Linked DNA regions of Homo sapiens: region 2 is linked to region 1. The links are chromatin loops, found by intact Hi-C in ENCODE. Cell type or tissue: psoas muscle. All regions are shown on one strand.

What was found. Hi-C counts contacts between places; a loop is a spot of excess contacts. Peaks named below come from ENCODE experiments on the same cell type or tissue, not always from the same donor. Only the 100,000 strongest peaks of a DNase experiment are listed, where the experiment ranks them.
Region 2: a loop joins it to region 1, with 2.5 times the contacts of the local background. A loop is called at or near these places in 65 of 110 quality-filtered maps.

What each region holds. Positions count from the first base shown.
Region 1 is chr17:50,925,068-50,929,067 of GRCh38, forward strand. No RefSeq gene overlaps it. Among named protein-coding and RNA genes, the nearest start is that of TOB1-AS1, 60 kb to the left of the region's middle. In psoas muscle, no CTCF peak of the experiment used is centred here; no DNase peak of the experiment used is centred here; H3K27ac peaks cover 507 bases.
Region 2 is chr17:50,875,218-50,879,217 of GRCh38, forward strand. No RefSeq gene overlaps it. Among named protein-coding and RNA genes, the nearest start is that of TOB1-AS1, 11 kb to the left of the region's middle. In psoas muscle, no CTCF peak of the experiment used is centred here; no DNase peak of the experiment used is centred here.

The sequences.
Region 1 (4,000 bases):
TGTGTAAGCCCCTGCTCTAGAAATTCCAAGGGGAAATGGGAAGGAGAGAAACTAATGCTTAATGAGCATCTGCTATGTGCCAGCCTCGTGCGGTGGAATTGGAGGAGTGAGGAGGGCTTCTGTCTCCAGACTGTAAAGGAGAGGATGTTTCACCATTCTGAAGTCAGAGGGAGAAACGTTTCCAACTGAATTAAGAGAGAAGAGCCCAACTTGCAGTGTTCCCTGGCCCCTGGTAATTAATTAATCAAAGTAAGGTTTTCTTTTCAAAAAGTGTCTTTAAATTGACCATCTCTTGTAAAGCTGGTTATTTTCAGATGTGCCATGTTCCTGTAGGCACCAGCTTCACCTCACACTGCCTCGGTCTGAGATTGTGCGCCTGGAATTGTATTGAGTCAGAATCACCTGGTGGGCTTGTGAAACTGCAGCTGGCTGGGCCCCACCCCCAGAGATTCTGATTCAGCAGATCTAAGGTGGGGTCTGAGATTTTGCATTTCTAACAAGCTACCAGTGATGCCGATGCCACTGGTGCACTTTCGGATCACCTGAGGAGCTTTTTTTCAAAAAGACTGGTGCCTGGCTCACACCCCCAGGATCTGATTTCACTGGCCTGGGTGCAGCCTGGCGTTAGGAATGCCATGGCTCCACAGGTGATTCTTGTGTGCTGCCCAGCCTAAGGGCCACTGGGTTTACCGAAAGAAGCCAGCAGACATGATGAGCATTTCCTGAGCCTATGAGATTCCTTGGATTTCAGGGACAACCTCCTAAGTCTTCCCAGATCAGGGCCTGCCAGGCAGAGAGTCTCTGAGGGATGGAGGGAAGCTGTCCTATATGAGCCGTACTTCCACACCTGTATCTTTCATACCAAGTCAACTGGTTGCTAATGCTAGTGGGGAAAACCATGTGAACTGATTAGTAAGATTTCTGGCTTCTCTGGCCAAGCTTCTGGACCACATGGCTGTTGCCAGTGCTCCCTCAGATGGCACACACTTGCTAGCTTGCCACAGTCCCCATCACCCCCTAGTGTGTTACCCTCCTTGGCCTGAGACTCACTGATTTGAGCTACGTGGCGCCATTGATTGTCCGTCTTCCTGTTTGTGGTTGGGTGTGAATGGACAGGTGCTTTAGGAACGGGAACTCAGATCAGTACTTTCAAAGGAAGACAGGAGACACGGGAAAAGGACCCTGTGTGTGCTTTGAGGATGATGGTGACCTCAGGCCCTGCTCTTAGCCTAGAAGGGGTGGGGGATGTTAGACTGAAACCCAAGAGACTTGTAATCTCACCCCAGCTCTGTCGCTAATTTGCAGAGTGACTTTAGGTAACTAACACCGTCTCTCTATGCCTCAGTTTCCTCATCTGCAAAGTGATTGAGGGTAAGACATGCTGAGCACCCATGTCCTTCCTATTCTAGGAGCTGGAGAGAAAAGAGTCCAAGTCTTATAACTAAGAGTTGGGAGGAGGGGGACCCTGAAGCCTAGGGAGGGAGACAGCTGGGCCCCAGGATGTGGGCTGGGAAGGAGGCACGGCTCGTATCCAGTTTAACCACAGGCCCAGCCATCCCCAGCTCCTCAAAGCTGGACTCTGCGCCCCCACCCATGTGTGCAGGTGAAGCCTAATTCTTATACCAACTCTGATGCGAGGCGTTGTGGGTAGTGGTTGAACCCTGGACTCTGGAGTCGATGTGGCCCAGTCCTGTGGCTCTGCCACTTCCTGGCTGTGTGGTCTCAGGCAGGTTACCAACCCCTCTGGAGTCTCAGTATCTCACATGTAGCATGGGCTAGTAATGGGTAGCTGTGGGGATCAAATGAGCTGTGCCCGGAAAGCATTTAGCTCTGTGTGTGGCAGATGCTCAGGGGTCACAATCATCATCATTAAGAGGAGGCACTCAAGTTGTGCCTGGGGCCTCGTTTATGCCCCAGAATCTCAGCCCCAACCCCAAGATGTGTCTCTTTTTTTTTTTTGAGACAGAGTCTGGCTCTGTTGCCCATGCTGAAGTACAGTGGCACGATCTCACTGCAACCTCTACCTCCTGGTTTCATACAATTCTCCTGTCTCAGCCTCCCGAGTAGCTGGGATTACAGGTGTGTGCCACCATTCCTGGCTAATTTTTGTATTTTTAGTGGAGACAGGGTTTCACCATGTTGGCCAGGCTGGTCTCGAACTCCTGACCTCAGGTGATCCACCAGCCTCGCCCTCCCAGAGTGCTAGGATTACAGGCGTGAGCCACCGCACCCAGCCCCAAGATGTGGGTCTTGATAATAGGGATCCCACTGCCCTCCTAAATTCCTATGATTGAGCCCAGCTTCCCCGAAATGGGGGTCTGGCCCAGCCCAAGTTCACTGAATGGCTCTCAGACTCCCTACAGACCTGAGCTCTTGCAATCAGGTCACCCTCTGCCCCTGCCCTAGTTTCCTCTGCCAGCTGCCACACTCAGGTGCCCTGAGGCATCCGGGACATGCAGTCAGGCAGTATAATCTCCCCTAGCTGTGTAACCTTGGGCAGGTTACTTAATCTCTCTGGGTTTTTGTAAAAGGGGAATGATAACCTCCACTAGATCCTAAGCTCCTCGAGGGAAGGGATGGTGTTTGCTTTATCCACCAGTGTATACCCAGCATCTAGTCCAGTGCCTGGCACATAGTAAGTGCTCAAAAAATATTTGTTGGATCAATGAATGGGTGGCCTAAGGACTAAATTGAATAATATATGTGAAGCACAGTGCCAGGCACACAGTAGCCCCTAAATTAATGTTTCTTGGAACTGAACCTATCTGATTCCCTGAACTTCTGTGTTTTCCTTTGTGCTTTCTTGTGGCCTACATGTTGGGACACATTCCAGGAACTTGGACCATGAATCGTTAAGACCTTGGTCATCACACTTGGCCCCTACAAATACCTCTCAATTTCAGCAGTAGAGCCAGCCCCAGGGCCTGTCCCACAACCCTGGCCCACTTTATCTATCCTAACGAACTCAACAACCACGTCTGTGTGTACATCCATCCACCCATCCACTCACTCATTCATTCATTCAACACATTTTAAGGAGTGTCTACTGTCTCCATACTTCCTCCCCAGGCTCCCCCAAAGCTATGGATTCCTACATACCATGGGTTACTTGATGTCTCCACCTGGGCCTGCCATGATGTTGTAAAAGGCCAAACCAGACCCTCCTTTTCTCATACCCACTTTTCCTCCAGGGCTCTCTAAGCTGATGGTGCCACTGCCAGCCTGGTCACCCAAAAGGGGAGCCCAAGAGTTGCCCATAATACCCCCAGATGGGCACCCAGGCCTGACTATTTATTTCCTATGTTCTTCTCAGATATCGTCCCTCCCAAACTTTTCTGCTCCATTAGCCTGGGGATCTCCAAGCTCTTTTTCCTGAGATTCTCTCTCCTCACTGCTCTATCCCCATTTCTCTCTCCCTCCTGTCTATCCTCTCAATGCTGCTCCCAGGAGGCTCCATTTCGTGCCCCCACCTTCAAGCCTCCCAATTGCTTTCTGTCCAAACTGTTGGCCTGTTCTGAAGATTCTCACAATCTGGGGGCCCTGCGACCTGCTCAGCCTCATCTCCTGCTCTCTGTCTCATATGTCATAAAGAGTCCCCTGACCAGTATCATTCTATGTCTTACCTCCAGGGCTTACTCCTTCTGCCTGAAATGTCTTTCTTTCCTCAGCTCACCCCTTTACTTGGCCAACCCTTACTCACCATTCAAAGCCAGTTCAATGTCACCTGCTCCAAGAAAACTTTTCAGACCGCACCCAGCCTAGATTACAGACTCTTCAGCTCTGCTCCCATCTGACCCATGCCTGACTCCATCGTTGTAGTTACCACATTATTTCATAATTATCTGCTTATGTGTCTGGCTTCTGCATGCTTATTCATTGTTCTACCCCTCTGTGCACAGTGCCTGGCACAGAGTAACTCCCTTTGCAGATACTATCGCTCGGTAACAAATCACCCCATAATTTAGTGGCTTAAAAGTGCTATTTAATCTTGCTCATGGTT
Region 2 (4,000 bases), 50 kb before region 1:
CTACTCTGAGTCTCAGCCCTCATCTTATAAATAATTAGAAGCAATAATTACCCTCAGAGTTGTGTGAGAATCAATTGAGGTGACACCTGTGAAAACGCTCTATGAACCGTCAAGCCCCCCATAAATGTGAATATTTTCTTCCTTCCTCTCCCCCTCCCTCTTCCCCTCCTTCCCTACTTTCTCCTCCTCCTCTCCTCCTTCTCTTCCTTCTCTGCTTCTTACATCTGGCAGAAATTCAAGTACCATTTGATTCAGCTCAAGTAAAAATACATGTGAAATTGCTTTTAAACTACAAACAAGTATTATTAACACTCTCTTCTGTCAGATACAGTGTTGCCAACTCAGTCCTTTTCACCTTCAAAAAACCTCTCAGAATCCCATGGCTTGATGTTTTATATTATTATTTAATTATTAGTTTATTTAGCCTTCCGTGTGTTTATGTCCTAGCCTTTGTTGGATTCCAAGCTTTTTAAGAGCAGAAAGCATGTACCTTTACACGAGCTTTATAGTGCCTTGCAGTCAATCAGTATTGACTGATGGCTTTGCTAGGTCGCTGCTTAATCCAATGAAAGAACACAGAATATTTGAGGAAGGGTAAGTGGCTCAGAGTGGCTGCTGTGGATGGTTCAGAGGTGAGAATCTAGAGAGGAGGCTGGTTGGTAGGCAGAGGCCAGATTACCAAGGGAGGAAATCTGGAATTTTGCCTTTAACAGACGGGAAGATGTTGGGTGATTTTTCAGTTGGGAAATGACATTATTGGAATTCTGTTTGGAGCACATTTTATTTATCTCTAAATGCCCCAGAGCATAGTACATTACTTGATACTTAGGAATTGCCCTGCCAATGTGTGTTCAATTGCTAGACGTAGTTTTATCACCCAATGGAATATTCTTCAATTGTTTGGTTGTTCTGAAGAAGAAATACTTACTGTCTTTTAAGGAAGATACAGACCCCACCTGGAGACCAATACTTCTATCCACTTGGGAACAAAAGGAAAAGTTTTGGCCGGGCGCGGTGGCTCAGGCCTGTCATCCCAACAATTTGGGAGCCTGAGGTGGATGAATCACTTGAGGCCAGGAGTTTGAGACCAGCCTGGCCAAGATGGTAAAATCCCATCTCTACTAAAAATACAAAAAGTAGCCAGCTGTTGTGGTGCGTGCCTGTAGTTCCAGCTACTTGGGAGGCTGAGGCATGAGAATTGCTTGAACCCAGGAGATGGAGGTTGCAGAGAGCCGAGATCATGCCACTGCACTACAGCCTGGGTGACAGAACGAGACTCTGTCACAAAAAAAAAAAAAAAGAAAAAGAAAAGAAAAGAAAAAATAAAAGATTATGTGGCAAGGTATTAAGTAAAAAAAACTTACGGTTTCTGAAAAAACTAAAACCTTTCTGTAGAAAATTCTACTGTGGTACCAGGAGGGTTGATTACTTCCACCTTTCCTTGTTGTTAGCCTAGACAACATCTGTTCCCCTTTCTTCCAGCAACAGTTGCGATTTTTGTGTGAGAACCTATACCTCTCCCACCCTTCATCCAGGAGCTTCTAGTGAGACTTGCGATTTTTGTGTGAGAACCTATACCTCTCCCACCCTTCATCCAGGAGCTTCCAGTGAGACTCTTGACAAGGCAAAAGCCAGCGAAAGCATCACATTCTCCTAACTACTGTGATGGGTTTAGGGATGGCTGATCAGAGCCAATAACTCAATTCTGGGACTTCTGTCTGAGGTCTTGGGATAAGGACTCTTTCCCATGAAATATGAACCTGGAAGTATTCATTGTTGAGGCTCCCAGGGCCATCTTAGTACCAAAAGGAGAGAGCCTGTCAGAGAATGTAGCTAACCCAGGTAAAACCAAGAAAAACCAAGTCCTGGAAACAGCCTTTTGAGCAGCCCTTGAATCAACTTTACCTGGACTTTCAGCTACAGGCTGTCTTAGCATAGGTTCCTAAACAAGCAGAGCCCAAGGCAAAGGGCTTTGCGCTACCACTTTATTTTTTATTTTTATTTATTTATTTATTTATTTATTTATTTATTTATTTATTTCGCTCTGTCGCCCAGGCTGGAGTGCAATCGTGCTATCTCAGCTCACTGCAACCTCCGCCTCCCGGGTTCAAGCGATTCTCCTGCCTCAGCCTCCTGAGTAGCTGGGATTATAGTCGCGTGCCACCACCCCAGCTAATTTTGTATTTTTAGTAGAGATAGGGTTTTGCCATGTTGGTCAGGCTGGTCTTGAACTCCCGATCTCAGGCGATCCACCTGCCTTGGCCTCCCAAAGTGCTCGGATTACAGGTGAGAGCCACTGCGCCTGGCCTTATTTTATTTTATTTTTTTTGAGATGGAGTCTTACTCTGTCCTCAACCAGGCTGGAGTGCAGTGGTATGATCTCAGCTTACTGCAACCTCCGCCTCCCAGGTTCAAGGGATTCTCCTGCCTCAGCCTCCCTAGTGGCTGGGATTACAGGTTCCTGCCACCACGCCCAGCTAATTTTTGTATATTTAGAAGAGACGGGGTTTCACCATGTTGGCCAGGCTGGTGTCGAACTCCTAACCTCAGTTTGCTACCACTTTAAGAGGGAGTGAAATCCCAGGAAGCAGGAGAGAGGGGCAAAGAGAGTAAAACAGCAAAGGAGGAGAACCTATTTCAGGTTGCGTTATTAAACCAATTGCTGTTAAGTAAAATTGCTTGATTCCATGGATTAGTCCTCCAAGAAGCCCTATAAACTGTATCCCTTTATGTGAGAAAAGAAAGGGGAGAATTCATCCATTGGTTCCCATCTCCCACTGGTCAAATAATTTATGCCATGTTGCATAACTGTATTGCATGGGTGTGTGTCCTGTCTCTCCAAGAGGCCTGCATTGTCATGAGAGCAGGCCAGTAGCTTCTACTGCCCTGTGCCTACACCATCCACAGAATGCTTAGTAAATATTTGACTGAACTGACTTTTCATAAAGTTCAGCATTCTGCTATTTGATCATTTGCATCCCAATGAGTTTTCCCCAATTTGTGCTGTTTTATTAACCTGTTAAATGTTATCATTTGAGTGGTACTTACACAATCAATTGCCAGCTGATTTCACATACTCAGTGGCATTTGGATTCTAAAGCCAAATCATTATCCTTCTATTCTCAATATGGTTAAAATCAAAAAATGTTAAATGACATGTAAACTAGCTCCAAGAGATTCGATGTTGACCAACACAGGGATTCCAGAAACTAAGAATGGAGAGACCAAGGGGAAGGAAATAACTAAAGAACTCAGAGAAGAAAAAATTGATGTATCAGTTAAGTAATAATTAAAGTTTTGGCTAACATAATTAATAAACTTGACTTGGTAGATATCGGTGTTCTTATAGGACTTTCCACATATAGACATTCTTTTCAACAACCCATGGACTAGTTTTAAAATTGCCTGTGTAATATGTAACCAAGAAAATTTACATAAATTCCCCCAAATAAAAACCTTATGACCTATACTGTTCATAGATCATTAAAGCTAGAAATTAACAACAAATATAGCAAAACATCTCTTTACTTGCATTTTTTTTTTCAGACAGGGTCTCACCCTATGCCCAGGCTGGAGTGCAATGGTGTGATCACAACACTGGAAGGTTAAGGCAGGAGGATCGCTTGGGCCCAGGACTTCGAGACCAGCCTGGGCAACATGGTGTGACCCCGCCTTTACAAAAATTTTTAAAAACTAAAAAAACCAAACAGAGCTTATTAAATGATTAAGAGCATACTATGTACAACTACATTAAATTTACAATCCTTAAGGAAAATGTAAATCATCTAAATTGATTTAAGAAATAGTATCAAACCTAAATAGACCACCAACAATGGAAAAAAACTGGTTTAAGATCTACCTCCAAAAAAGACACAAAGCCAAGGTGGTTTTACGGTAAGCTCTGCCAAAAAAATTCCTGTATTTGAATTTTCAGAGCTTAGGGAAGCATGAAGGTCTTGAAGTTCTTATAAACTCACTCTACGAGTTGGTATAACATGGA